Regions from separate parts of the Homo sapiens genome. Here region 1 is linked to region 2. A link is a contact called in ENCODE Hi-C data. All regions are on one chromosome and are shown on one strand. The core of a region is the stretch at or near the end of the contact, and the rest is flanking DNA. Distances in the headings are between cores, read along the strand shown.

The links. A loop is a pair of places that touch in the nucleus more often than their neighbours do. Pooled maps may share reads with other maps.
Region 1: a loop to region 2 is called in a map of CD4-positive, alpha-beta memory T cell, with 13 times the contacts of the local background. The contact joins the promoter of ULK4 here to the promoter of ACAA1 in region 2. A Hi-C loop is called at or near these places in 1 of 168 maps with a recorded cell type or tissue (CD4-positive, alpha-beta memory T cell), 1 of 37 single-sample maps with no recorded cell type and 7 of 50 pooled maps.

What each region holds. Positions count from the first base shown.
Region 1 is chr3:41,956,429-41,963,452 of GRCh38, reverse strand. ULK4 (unc-51 like kinase 4) reads left to right here and starts at 1,350. Exons shown (of 37, transcript NM_017886.4): 1 at 1,350-1,437. RefSeq lists enhancers at 1,021-1,070, 1,221-1,380.
Region 2 is chr3:38,132,755-38,139,560 of GRCh38, reverse strand. ACAA1 (acetyl-CoA acyltransferase 1) reads left to right here and starts at 2,434. Exons shown (of 12, transcript NM_001607.4): 1 at 2,434-2,696; 2 at 2,876-2,969; 3 at 5,552-5,609. The coding sequence starts at 2,526. MYD88 (MYD88 innate immune signal transduction adaptor) reads right to left here and starts at 900. Exons shown (of 5, transcript NM_002468.5): 1 at 533-900. The coding sequence starts at 860. RefSeq lists enhancers at 177-306, 807-1,216, 376-1,319.

The DNA of each region.
Region 1 (7,024 bases), core at 101-2,600, 3.8 Mb before region 2:
CTTTGGGAGGCCAAGGCGGGTGGATCACCTGAGGTCAGGAGTTCAAGATGAGCTTGGCCAACACAGTGAAACCCTGTCTCTACTAAAAATACAAAAATTAGCTGGTGTGGTGGCACACGCCTGTAATCCCAGCTACTTGGGAGGCTGAGGCAGGAGAATCACTTGAACCCAGGAGGTGGAGGTTGCAGTGAGCCGAGATTGCGCCACTGCCCTCTAGTCTGTGTGATGCAGCGAGACTGTCTCAAAAAAAATATATATATATATACGTATATGAGTATATATGTATACATAAGAGTATATGTGTGTGTGTGTTTGTCTATGTGTGTGTATATATATATCAGGATAAAATACTTCAATGTCTTTTGGGGCCTGCTGCCATGTTGGTATCTTATTGCTGCAAAAAAGTCTGTTTTGTCAGTCTTAAGGTCTCTGTTTAATGTTAACGCTGGTCAGCTGTGCCTGTATTCCAACGGGAGGAGGGTATAATGAGGCCTGTCCCACCCCATCTTCCCATCATTGCCTGAGCTAGTTCTTCAGGTTAACTTTGGCGTGCCTTTGGCCCAGAGGAGGGATCCACTCAGTTGGTAGGGGGGCTTGGAACTTTTATTTTTAGTTTACACAATCAACTTGAGATCAGAGTGTCTCATCTGTTTCCTCCATCTCCAAAAAGGAAGGTAATTCACAGCCTTCTCTTTTCTAAATGGTGAGGACCCCGGGGCCCCTGCTTCTGAGGCGTTGGTTATCCAGACTATGCCACCATGTCTACCTGAGCTCCCAGAAGAAGCCAGAAAGAAAAGAATGGAAGGAAACAGAAGGACAGTGGGAACGGGAAGAGAAGAAATGACGAGGTCTCAGTTCTCCACACTCTAGCCTCAGCACCCACTTAAGATTGAAGAGTAGTCCCTCACGGGCTCCCACTTCGGACTCTGGCCAATAGGAACTGAGACTCTTAACCAATCAGCGCTTTGCGTTTTTCCAGCGTTCTGCGTGCTGCCATGGAGATGGAATGAGCAAATCCAAACATAGAGGGATGGTGGGCCGACCACTATGACTGTTACTCCAGCACTTCCCGCCCCAGTCTCTGGCCTGTGGGCTCGTCCAAAGGCAGGGCGTGATGCCCTTTGGGTGGAGGGAGGGGCCCTCGTGGTCTCTCACTTCCGGGCCCCAGCCAACAGGAACGGAAACTGCACAGCCAGTCGGCTTCCTGAGCTTCTTCCGGCGTTCTGTGTGCTGCCGTGGAAACCGTATGGACGAATCCAAACCTGGAGGGGCGTCGCCTCCGTAAGGCTGGTCGGCTTCTTCCGCGCGTTCCGCTTTGCTTCACTGCTTTCTCCCCCATTCTTGGGCCTGTGGACCTGTCCTGAGGCAGAGGCCGAGATGCGCGCAACCGCGGGAGCAGCCAAGTGGACTGGACTCTTTTCTTGACTTAGCTACCAGGTGCGTGGCAGTGGCGGTTTTAGTAGCTACGAGTCTGAGTTCGTGTCTGCCTAAGCGGTCGCGGAAGAGCGCGCAGGCCTGCCGGGGCGGGTGGGTGGTGGCGCCTGGCCGCCCTCTCTCCTTCTGCCAGTGGACCCCGTACCCCCTGCGCTCCCCTGCTTTGCGCTCGTGTTAAAAAAGCCGCCCGTTTTTATCCGGGCGTTAGTTAAGGGCACACGGGACGCCTCTTCTAGGACCTGGGTGCAGCGGGGAGAGAGAGTGCTTGTGTGTTTCGGCTTGGGAGATGTGCTTTATGGACGCCATCTCTTAACTTCCCAGAGCGGACCGCGTCTTCACCGCCCTGCAGCGCTTCCTAGGCTCCCAGCCGGTCTCGCGGACTGATGCCTACGGACGTAGCGAGGCCGCGAAAGCCGCCGATTCGCCCGCCGCGAGTTGCCTGGGGAGCGGGGGGGGGGGGGGGGGGGGTGAGTGACTACGTAGCGCCCCTGAGTCTGTGATAATTGAGTCTGTGAAGTGCGGCGAGGAGGAGCACCTATGGAGTGCTTAGTGTGGCGCGCGCCATCGGTTACATCTCGGGGTTGATTTGGCTGGCATTTCGCAGACTTGAGCGCATCCCAGTCACCCCAGGGCGTGTAGTAACACAGAAGGCCAGGCCCTACCGCCGTAGTGTATGATTCCGTAAATTTGGGGCAGGGCCGATAACTTTTTCTTTTGTATTAAGTCCCAGGTGATGCTCATGCTTCTGGTGCGGGAGTCATGATTGTGCTGAAAGTGGGCACCTGTGCGCTCTTATCACCTGTTCGCTCTCAGCGTTCCTTGAATGTAGGACCTGCCCCCGACTCTTAAATGCCTCATTTGCACCTGTATGTGATTTGCTCTGCCTTCTGGCTTCTTAGATGCTTCTTAGGTGAACTTGTGAATTAAGAGAGACTTCCTTAGGAGCACTATAGGTTAAGAGACTAAACTGTGGTTTCTGGGAAAGCACACTCGAGTGAGAAAACCATGAAGAAACCTAAGGAAGTGATGACTACGAAAGTCAGGGGGTGGTTAACTTTTGGGGATCAGGAGGGGTGGTGATTGAGACAGGCTCACAGAGGGGCTGCTTGTGTGGCTGGCAAAGTCCTATTTCCTGACTTTGGGTGGTGATTAGAAGGGTGTCCCTCTTTAGTAATTCATTAAACTATGTATTCTGTGGAGTTTTCTGTACTTGTGTTTTATTTTATAATTAAGAGGTTACAGCTTTAAAAATGAATATTAGGAAGTCTGTAATGGGGAACGTGTTTGGACTGAGTCAAAGAATCTTAAAGTCATGGAATTTCAACTATTAATAAGTTATTGAAAGATAACTTAGTGCCAGGCGCGGTGGCTCACACCTGTAATCCTAGCACTTTGGAAGGCCGAGGCAGGCGGATCACTTGAGGCCAGGAGTTCTAGACCAGCCTGGGCAACATAGTGAAACTCCATATCTACCAAAAACACAAAAAATTAACTGGGTGTGGTGGTGTGCCAGAGGCTGAGGTGGCTACTCTGGAGGCTGAGGCACGAGAATCGTTTGAACCCTGGAGGTGGAGGTTGCAGTGAGCCTAGATCTTGCCCCTGCACACCAGCCTGGGCCACTGAGTGAGACCCTGTCCAAAAAAAAAAAAGAAAATCATTTGATCCAATTCTTATTTTACTCTAAGGAAACAGCCTTAGAGAGGAGAAATGCTTGAAAGTAACAAACCACCCTATCTAAGCAGATTTATAACTAATGTGTTTTGTTAATTTCAGACTGAAATTGTCCACATGTGACTTGATGGTCAGATGTGACTAAAGATTAAGGAAATGAATTTGGCCTAAATCAAATTCAAAATTTCAAGATGGGCTGGATGGTGGCTTGCACCTGTAATTCCAGAATTTTGGGAGGCTGAGGCAGGAGGATTGCTTGAGCCCAGGGGTTCAAGACCTAGCCTCCTTTAAAAAAAAAAAAAATCAAGATTTTACTTAATTTTTTCCCTTGTAGCCTAAAACCTTATTTTCAAGAAATCAGTTATACATACTGTATGAAAACTTATTTTATCATCTTATCCTGAGATATCCTAATGTAGACAATTTGTGAACACTTAAGGTTTCTGATTATATTTTTTCTGGCTTAGTAACTTCCCATCTTAACATACTGTCAGTTTAATCTTATTTTGGTTATAATACATACCATATAGCTGGGACTACAGGCATGCACCACCATGCCAGGCTATTTTATTTGTGTAGAGTCGGGATCTCACCATGTTGCCCAGGCTGGTCTTGAACTCTTGGCTTCAGACAATCCTGCCTCCACCTCCGAAAGCGTTGGGATTACAGACATGAGGCACTGTGCTAGGCCAGGATTGGTTCTTTTTAATGAATGGGTTTTAGAACGAAGAGGGATGTAAAAAGGACTTAGGGAAACCGTCATTAAAAGAAAGATACTAACCAGTGCCTTTTTGTTTTTAATTAATTAATTATTATTATTTTTTTTGATATGGAGTCTCTTGTCACCCAGGCTGGAGTGCAGTGGCGCAATCGGCTCACTGCAACCTGTGCCTCCTGGGTTCAAGCCATTCTCTTGCTTCAGCCTCCGGAATAGCTGGGATTACAGGCGCCCGCCACCATGCCTGGCTAATTTTTTTTTTTTTTGAGATGGAATCTTGTTCTGTTCCTCAGGCTGGAGTGCAGTGGCGCGATCTTGGCTCACTGCAGCCTCCGCCTCCCGGGTCCAAGCAATTCTCTGCCTCAGCCTCCCGAGTAGGTGGGACTACAGGCGCGTGCCACCATGCCTGGCTAATTTTTTGTATTTTTAGTAGAGATGGGGTTTCACTGTGTTAGCCAGGATGGTCTTGATCTCCTGACCTCAGGTGATCCACCCTCCTCGGCCCCCCAAAGTGCTGGGATTACAGGCGTAAGCCACTGCACCTGGCCTAATTTTTGTATTTTTAGTAGAGATGGGGTTTCGCCATGTTGGCCAGGCTGGTCTTGAACTCCTGACTTCAGGTGACCTACCTGCCTTGGCCTCCCAAATTGCTGGGATTATAGACGTGAGTCATTGCACCCTGCCCATAAATAAAAGTTTTAATGGAACTCAGCCATATCCATCCCTTTGCTTATTGTCTCTGGTTGCTTTTGTAGTTCAAGAGCAAAGGTGAGTAGCTGTGACAGAAACCATAAGGTCTGTAAAATCTAAAATGTTTACCCGCTAACATTTTGTAGAAAAAAGCTTTCCTCTCCTAGAACAATCTTGGATTTTTTTTTCATCTGTAAAATGAGTTTCCTTAATTTTTTTTTTTTTGAGACAGTTTCACTCTTGTCACCCAGGCTGGAGTGCAATGGTGCAATCTCAGTTCACTGCAACCTCCCTCTGCCTTCTGGGTTCAAGCCATTCGCCTACCTCACCTTCTTGAGTAGCTGGGATTACAGGTGCGCGCCACCATTCCTGGATAATTTTTTTTTTTTTTTGTATTTTTAGTAGAGATGAGGTTTCACCATGTTGGCCAGCCTGGTCCTGAACTTGTGACCTCAGGCGATCCGTCCGACTCGACCTCCCAAAGTGCTGGGATTACAGGCGTGAGCCACCGCATCTGCCAATATATTCACCAGTTTTGTTATTAATTTTTGAAGTCTTAAAAAATTTTTAATTGTAAAATACACATAAAATTTACCATCTTAACCCTTTTTAAGGGTACAAGTTTAGTAGAGCTTAAGAACAGTTACATTGTTGTGCACCAGTCTCTAAAACTTCATTTTTGCAAAAGCAAAATATATTACATTTTGCTTATCCATGTATCAGCGGACACAAGTTGCTTCCATGTTTTAACTATTGTGAATAATGCTGCTGTGAATATGTGGGGTACAAATATCTCTGAGACCCTGCTTTTAATTCTTTAATATACCCATATTGAGGTATGATCTACCAGTAATTGTATGTATTTGAGGTGTACAAGGTTTTTTTTTTTTTTTTTTGAGAAAGGGTCTCACTTCGTTGCCCAGGCTAGAGTGCAGTGGTGAGATCTTGGCTCACTGCAACCTCTGCCTCCCGGGTTCAAGCTATCCTCCTGCCTCAGTCTCCCAAGTAGCTGGGACTACATGCACAGGCTACCACTGCTGGCTAATTTTTAAAAATTTTTAAATATCTTGTAGAGATGATGTGTTGCCATGTTTCCCAGGTTGGTGTCAAACTCCCGGCGTCAATTGAACCTCCCTCCTTGGCCTCCCAAAGTGGTGGAATTACAGGCATGAGCTACTGAGTTCAGCCCAATGTGCTTTTTTAATTTTTAATTTTTTTTTTTTTTCTGAGACATGGTCTCACCCTGTTGTCCAGGCTGGAGTACCATGGTGCAGTTGTAGCTCACTGCAGCCTCAATCTCCTGGGCTCAAGCAGTTCTTTTGTCTTGGCCTCCCAAAGGGGTGAGATTATAGGTGCGAGCAACCGTGCCTGGCCAATGTGCTGTTTTGATATGTAGATATGTTGTGAATTTCTGGAAAGTTTAATATAGTCTAACATATCTTTCCAGAGAGATGCCAGGTTATGAAAGATTGATTTTTTTTTTTTTTTTTTGAGTGGTGCTCTGTCTCCCAGGCTGGAGTACAGTGGCACCATCTTAGCTCACTGCAACCTCTGCCTCCTGCGTTCAAGTGATTCTCCTACCTTCAGCCTCCCGAGTAGCTGGGATTACAAGCGTGTGCCACCATGCCTGGCTAATTTTTGTATTTTTAGTAGAGATAGGATTTTGCCATGTTGGTCAGGCTGGTCTCAAACTCCTGACCTCAGGCGATCAGCCCACCTCGGCCTCCCAAAGTGCTGGGATTACAGGTGTGAGCCACTGCACCCAGCCTGAAAGAATGATTTTAATGAATTACTTAGATTAAATTGTCATATATTGTTTATGACTAATTCCACTTTAACTGAAATTCTAAATAAGATGTAGTCTGATAAGAGTTTACATCAAGTCCTTATTTACTTATGAAAACTAAAGAGTTATGTTGGCCAAGAAAACGAACTCATTTAACTACTTATACCTTAGGTGAAGGATGAAGTCCTTGGTTAAAACAACAACAACATCACTTGATTTAGAGCAGGGGTTGGCAAACTTTTTTAAATAAAGGGACAAATAGTAAATATTTTAGGGTTTGTGCAGGCTGTAGAGTCAACTCTGTCATAGGCAATATATAGCAGTTTGAAAGCAGCCATAAGCAATATATAAATGAATGGGTGTGGCTATGTTCCAATTAAACTTTATTTACAAAAGCAGGCAGCACACCCAATTTGGCCTATGAGCCAGTAGTATTCATGATACTTGGATTGACTCCTGCAGTCTAGGGATTACATGGAAATATCATTCCATATTTGTTTATACTGTATTTTCACTTGTTTTCTCTTTTACTTCTCATAATTAATAAGGTCTAGGTGGGGCATATGTTTCTCTTTTGCTTCTCAAAATTTATAAGGTTTAGGTGGGGCATACCAGTCAAGACCAGTAGAGGGTCTTGACCGCAAGTTGTCCAGGTTCTTGGCATTTTGAGCAAAGAACTGGACAAAATGCCCAGCACAGCAAGGAAAGAATGAAGCAACAAAAGC
Region 2 (6,806 bases), core at 1,185-3,684:
CAGGGCAGATGTGAGCAAGGGGCTGGGCATGCCAGAAAGGCTCAGGAGACCCACTGGTTATGGTGCAGTGATTCCAACTCAGCAAGGTGTGCCTGTCTGTGGGCGGCTGTATCCAACGCCTATGCATGTATATTATGTAAGTGCCAGTGAGTAGAAAGAAGGGCTGCATTTCCCCAGGACTTGAGGTTTCTAAGACAGTCCACTGTCAATCGCCCCACCTGTCCTGTTGCTCTACTTGAAACAGCCCAGATGCCCCCACAGAAGCCTGATTCTGACTCCTGGCCCTACCTGAAAGCCTCTGCCTAAGCTGCTTCCTTCCCATCTCCGCCTATCCGGACCTTTCTCCAGTCCTTCTTAATAACCGCGACCGGTTATTAAGAAGGAACGGGACCCGCATGGTTCTCCCTCTGCAGGCTTCTTCGGGCCCCCGAGGCAGGAAATGGGGTCTCTCCATGGGAGACAGGATGCTGAGGCCGCGGAAAGTCAGCCTCCTCACCCCCCAGGTACGAGGCCAGGAAGGGGACGTCCTCACCAATGCTGGGTCCCAGCTCCAGCAGCACGTCGTCGCGGCCCAGCTTGGTAAGCAGCTCGAGCAGTCGGCCTACAGAGGCGCCAGGGCGTCCCTGCCAGGCGTCCAGCAGCCTGCCAGTGGGGTCCGCTTGTGTCTCCAGTTGCCGGATCTCCAAGTACTCAAAGTCCATCTCCTCCGCCAGCGCGGTCCAGTCGGCCGCCACCTGTGTCCGCACGTTCAAGAACAGAGACAGGCGGCGCCGCACTCGCATGTTGAGAGCAGCCAGGGGAAGGGAGGATGTGGAGGAGACCGGGGCCGCAGACCCCGCGCCGGGACCTCCTGCAGCCATGGCGGGCGGTCCTGGAGCCTCAGCGCGGTCGGGTCGCATTGTCTGCCAGCGCTTCCTCTTTCTCCTGCGGCACCCGCCCCGCCCCGCCGGCTTTCGCTTTCCGAGAAGCGCCGCCCTGCCCTACAATCTGGAGCCCCGAGCAAAAGTGCGGAGGCGGGGGTGCCCACCTCTACCCTTGAGGTCTCGAGGCGGGTGATGTGGGGGGCGTAAGAAGTAGGAATCTGCCTTTTGAGATCTGGAGAGGTCCACGGCACCGCCCTCGAGGGTCTGGTGATGGTGCTAGTAGGTTGGCGGCGGAGTGAGGACGACCCTCCTTCGGGGGTTGTAGGAAACGGGCCTTGCTTTTTGGGATCTGGTGGAGCCACAGTTCTTCCACGGAGGAATCTGAGGGGTTCATACGGTCCTGCCCTCGAGGATGGCGAGGAGGGGACAAGTGGGAAGGCACCAGCTCTGCCCTCCACTGTCTCTGGGGAACACGCAATCCTGCCAGTAGGGGTATGGGAAGACCCCTGCTGTGCTCCCCGAGGTGGGAGTGGGAAACGGACAGCTGCCTTCTGGAGCCTGAGGCATGCCGTGGCCCTGCCCTCGAAATGGTTGGGGACGTCATGACACTAGGTTGGGGAGCACAAGGCACCCTGTCCTTTGGTGTCTGTGGAAAGCCCAGCACTACTCTCCAGGGTCTCAGGTGAAGACATGGCCCTGCTATTGGGAGTCAAGGGGGCACGTGGCCTTGCCCTTTAGGTTTAGGGACACAGTCCTGACCTGGGGAGCCCTGGTTCATTCATTTACTCATTCGACAAGTACTTATTGATCATCTACTAAGTGTCAAGGGTGTCGCAGGCTCCCCGGATACATGGTACCTCTCTGCCTTGGTGGAGACCCCAGCCTAGCACGGGAAATGGGCACTAATAAAATCATTCCAATTGGGTGTAAAACTGGTAAAAGTGTGAAATGTTCATTCTCCAGTTAGAGAGCTTGTCACACCCCGCATGTCTGTAAAATCTGTTCTCCCGGCCAGCCCGGAAGCCCAAATTCCCTGTCTTCTCGAAAGAATGGGAAAGCCCAACCACGTCGGAGCAGGACTCGGGCGTCTCGGAAGTATTTAGGTCCCCCAGCTCGGGTACTGGGACCGGAGGGATAGCAGAGCCTCCTAGGAAGTGGGTAGAGGAATTAGAGCCTCGGCTTCCATCTCCAGCCCCCAAGCAGTAAGCGGTCCTGGCTGCCCAGCCTTCCGTTTGGCTGCGGGCAGGAGACAGGGATTTGGGGGTCAGGTCTCGGGTTTGGCTACAAAAGGTGGAAAGACTTCCGGTCTGCATTTCTGGGCGGGGATTCGTAAAGATACACCTTCTGGTTGGCTGCGGTAGGCCAAGGTAGGCGGGGCATTGAGTGGAAAGCTCGGCTGGGCGGTGCCTGTGGGCCCTCCTATAGAGGGCTTGGTAGGCGGTGGCGGGGAGGGGCGGGTTCCCAGGCCGACTCTCCTTGTGGTTGGCTGAGGCTGGAGGTGGACGGGACTTTTGGAGGGTCGCTCGCGTCTGTTCGCAGAGCTGTGGGCGGAGTTGAGGCCTTGGAGGCTGAGATGTGGTTCTGCGCGTGTGCGGACGGCTGTCTGTTAACTCCGCGGTCAGTTCCCGGACTGGTGGCTGGTCTGCAGGGTTGACCTGCGCAATGCAGAGGCTGCAGGTAGTGCTGGGCCACCTGAGGGGTCCGGCCGATTCCGGCTGGATGCCGCAGGCCGCGCCTTGCCTGAGCGGTGCCCCGCAGGCCTCGGCCGCGGACGTGGTGGTGGTGCACGGGCGGCGCACGGCCATCTGCCGGGCGGGCCGCGGCGGCTTCAAGGTGAGGCCCGAGGGTCTGGGCGCCGAGTGTGGGAAGACGCCGGCGCGGGCTGGGGTCCGGTTCGTATGTTTGGTTATCCTGGACGCCGGAGGCAGCTCCGCACCCAGCTGTGGTCGCTTTGTCTCCCTGGGGTGGGCATGGGGGAGTGGGGGTCACTGCGGCTGCTCTTTCTGCTGCAGGACACCACCCCCGACGAGCTTCTCTCGGCAGTCATGACCGCGGTTCTCAAGGACGTGAATCTGAGGCCGGAACAGCTGGGGGACATCTGTGTCGGTGAGCGAACCACTCAGGCCCTGCGCTGGGCCTTCCCCGTTCTTCCGTTCGTCCAGAGCTCTCCTCACCTCCCCGCCCCGAATTTTCACTGGGGGAACCTCCATGGCCTTGACCTTTGAAGGGGTCCTGCCCCTTCACACCTGTGGGTATTTCTCGTCAGATGGGAGGAGAGACTGAGAAAAGAAATAAGACGCAGAGACAAAGTGTAGAGTGGGCCCAGGTGACCGGCATCGGTCTCCGAGTTCCCTCAGTATTTATTGATTACTATTTTCACTATCTCGGCAAGGGGAGTGCGGCAGTGTGGGGGAAAGGAAGAGAGATCAGACTGTTACTGTGTCTGTGTAGAAAAGGAAGACAGAAGAAACTCCATTTTGATCTGTACTAAGAAAAATTTTTCTGCCTTGAGATGCTGTTAATCTGTAGCCTTAGCCCCAACCCTGTGCTCACAGAAACATGTGCTGTATTGAATCAAGGTTTGAGGGATTTAGGGCTGTGCAGGATGTGGCTTGTTAACCATTTGTTTGCAGGCAGTATGCTTGGTAAAAGTCATCGCCATTCTCCATTCTCGATTAACCAGGTACACAGTGCACTGCGAAAGGCCGCAGGGACCTCTGCCCAAGAAAGCCTGGGTATTGTCCAGGTTTCCCCCCACTGAGATTGTCTGAGATATGGCCTAGTGGGAAGGGAAAGACCTTACAGTCCCCCAGCCCGACACCCGTAAAGGGTCTGTGCTGAGGAGTATTAGTAAAAGAGGAAGGCCTCTTTGCAGACACCCGTAAAGGGTCGGTGCTGAGGAGTATTAGTAAAAGAGGAAGGCCTCTTTGCAGTTGAGATAAGAGGAAAGCATCTGTCTCCTGCTTGTCCCTGGGAATGGAATGTCTTGGGTGTAAAACCCAACCATACATTCTATTTACTGAGATAGGAGAAAACCGCCTTATGGCTGCAGGTGAGACATGCTGGCGGCAATACTGCTCTTTACTGCACTGAGATGTTTGTGTAAAGTCAAACATAAATCTGGCCTATGTGCACATCCAGGCACAGCACCTTTCCTTAAACTTACTTATGACACTGAGTCCTTTGCTCACATTTTTTCCTGTTGACCCCCTCCCCACCATTACCTTATAGTAATGGTATATAATGCCACATCCCTCTTGCCAAGATAGTAGAGATAGTGATCAATAAATACTGAGGGAACTCAGAGACCAGTGCTGGTGTAGGTCCTCAATTGCTGAGCACCAGTCCCCTGGGCCCACTTTTCTTCCTCTATACTTTGTCTCTGTGTCATTTCTTTTCTCAGTTTCTCGTCTCCACCTTGCGAGAAATACCCACAGGTGTGGAGGGGCAGGCCCTCTTCAGGCAAAACGGGGTGAACAGGGTGATGGTGGGGAGAAGGTCAGCAGGAAAACATGTGAGTAAAGGAATCTGCATCATAAATAAGTTCAAGGGAAGGTACTGTGCTGAGATGTGCATGTAGGCTAGATTTTTGTTTCTCTTTACCCAGACATCTCAGTGTAGCAAAGAGTAACAGAGCAGTATTGCTGCCAGCATATTTCGCTTCCAGCCACAGGGCGGTTTTCTCCTATCTCAGTAAATAGAACCAATAGTCGGCTTTACACCGAGACATTCCGTTCCCAGGGATGTGCGGGAAATAGAGGCCTTCCTCTTTTACTAATCCTCCTCAGCACAGACCCTTTACAGGTGTCGGGCTGGGGGACAGTAAGGTCTTTCCCTTCCCACGAGGCCATATCTCAGGCTGTCTCAGTGGGGGGAAACCTTGGACAAATACCCAGGCTTTCTTGGGCAGAGGTCCCTGCGGCTTTCCACAGTGCATCATGTCCCTGGTTAATAGAGAATGGAGAATGACGATGACTTTTACCAAGCATACTGTCTGCAAACATATGTTGACAAGGCACATCCTGCACAGCCCTAAATCCCTTAAACCTTGATTCAATATAGCACATGTTTTTGTGAGCACAGAGTTGGGGCTAAAGTTACAGATTAACAGCATCTCAAAGCAGAAACAATTTTTCTTTGTACAGATCAACATGGAGTTTCTTATGTCTTCCTTTTCTACATACACACGGTAACAATCTGATCTTTCTTTTCCCCACAATCTTCAGTCCAGCCCTCTATTCCACCCCTCACCTTGAAATACAGCAATATGATATGGCAAGAGTCTTATCCAGCGGATGCCACCCCTAGGTCGGCAATCACTGTTCCACCTCTCTGGGGTGACAGCAGGGCTCACAGGAGGATACCTGGGGAGATGTGCATTTTCAGAAACTCCCATTTCACTTTTAAGGGCAGACAACCTGCCCATCTGTGCTGATTTGGAAAAGCTGGGTGCATGGGCAAGTGAGCGTGGGACCCTCAGGGACAGGAGCTGGTGGATGACCAGGACAAGCTGTTGTATGGCTGGCTCTCCCTGCCCCAAACCCTGATGTTCCAGAGTTGCAAGTGAGCCTGCCAAGGGCTAGTGTCCCGAAGAAAGATCTGGAATGCCTCATCTCTGGTTTTCACAGCTATACTTTAGTGCCCAGAACACCACCGCCTGGCACTGAATGAAAGTTTGTTGTCCACAGGAAATGTGCTGCAGCCTGGGGCCGGGGCAATCATGGCCCGAATCGCCCAGTTTCTGAGGTAAACTTTTCTAGTTCTAGCCATGGGTTGGCCATTTTGACACTTTACTGGGCCCAGGCCCCAGGAAACTCAGTGTGCAGGTTGGGGAGGATAAGGTTGGACACCAGAATGAGGCAACGAGAGTCCTTGGCTCCCTGCTCTTGTGGACTCAACCTCTCCCCTACTTTGAAGTGCTGAGCCACGATACACAAAACCTTTGGGACTGGAGCAGAAGTTCTCTGTAGCTTGATTTTTAGCCAAAGCCAGGTTGTCATTTGCCTTTTGTGAGTGTGGACTCTGTCCTCATTTGTCAGGTGAGTAATCAAGTAAGAATGCTGAAAAGTGACTTTCAGCCTTTTTACTAGTTGAGCTGAGAACTCCAGTCATATCCCACTAGCAGAGACTTTGGGATAGGGCAGAACCATGGGGAAGGAGGACCCTCAGGAGGAGACCTGGTCAACTTTCCTTTAAGCGCCTGCAGGGTAAAGAGTGCTTAAATTATTTTCATGTGTAGATTTAAGAACTGCTTGGCTTTGTACTTCTAGATGCATAAATAAATAAATAGGAACATTAGCTAGTGAAGGAACAGGAAAACAACCCTCTAGGAACTGGGAGAGGTTTAGACTGCCCAGCCTGTAGTTCAAGGCCCCCTACAATCTGGCTCCAGACTTACCTTCCAGCCTCATCTCCTAGCTGCTTACTCACCTTGACTTTTCTTCGTTCAGCCGGCTGTGGGCCTACTGTCTTCCCTGATATGGTCATTCTGTCTCCTTGAAGTGCTAGCCCTACCTCCTCTTTCTGCCCTAGACAGAAAGACAAACCCTGCCTAAACACAGTCTCACCATTTTGGCATGAGTTATCCAGGCTCTCAGGCTGAAATTGAGAGCCCCTTCCTCTCCAGCAGTAGCCATATACTTCCTTGTGATGTGGTTTGCCCTCTTGCCCTATTATTTCAGTCTCTGATAGTTGATTCATTTTCTGTGTGTTGGTTGGGCATCCTCTAGGGCACAGTGTTATAAGCATCGCAGCATCCCTCAGGTGATGCCTTGTGGTAAGTAGGTATTTAGTGAACACTTGGTGGATTGAGTGAAGGAATGGTAACTACCTGCTAGGGAGTTAAGGGACCCTGGAAGGGTCAAACAGGCTGCACAGGAGGCTATCCCCCTGAGAGAGTCTCTGCAGAGCCTGGCCTGGGCACTAGTTCAGAGGTTCCCAACT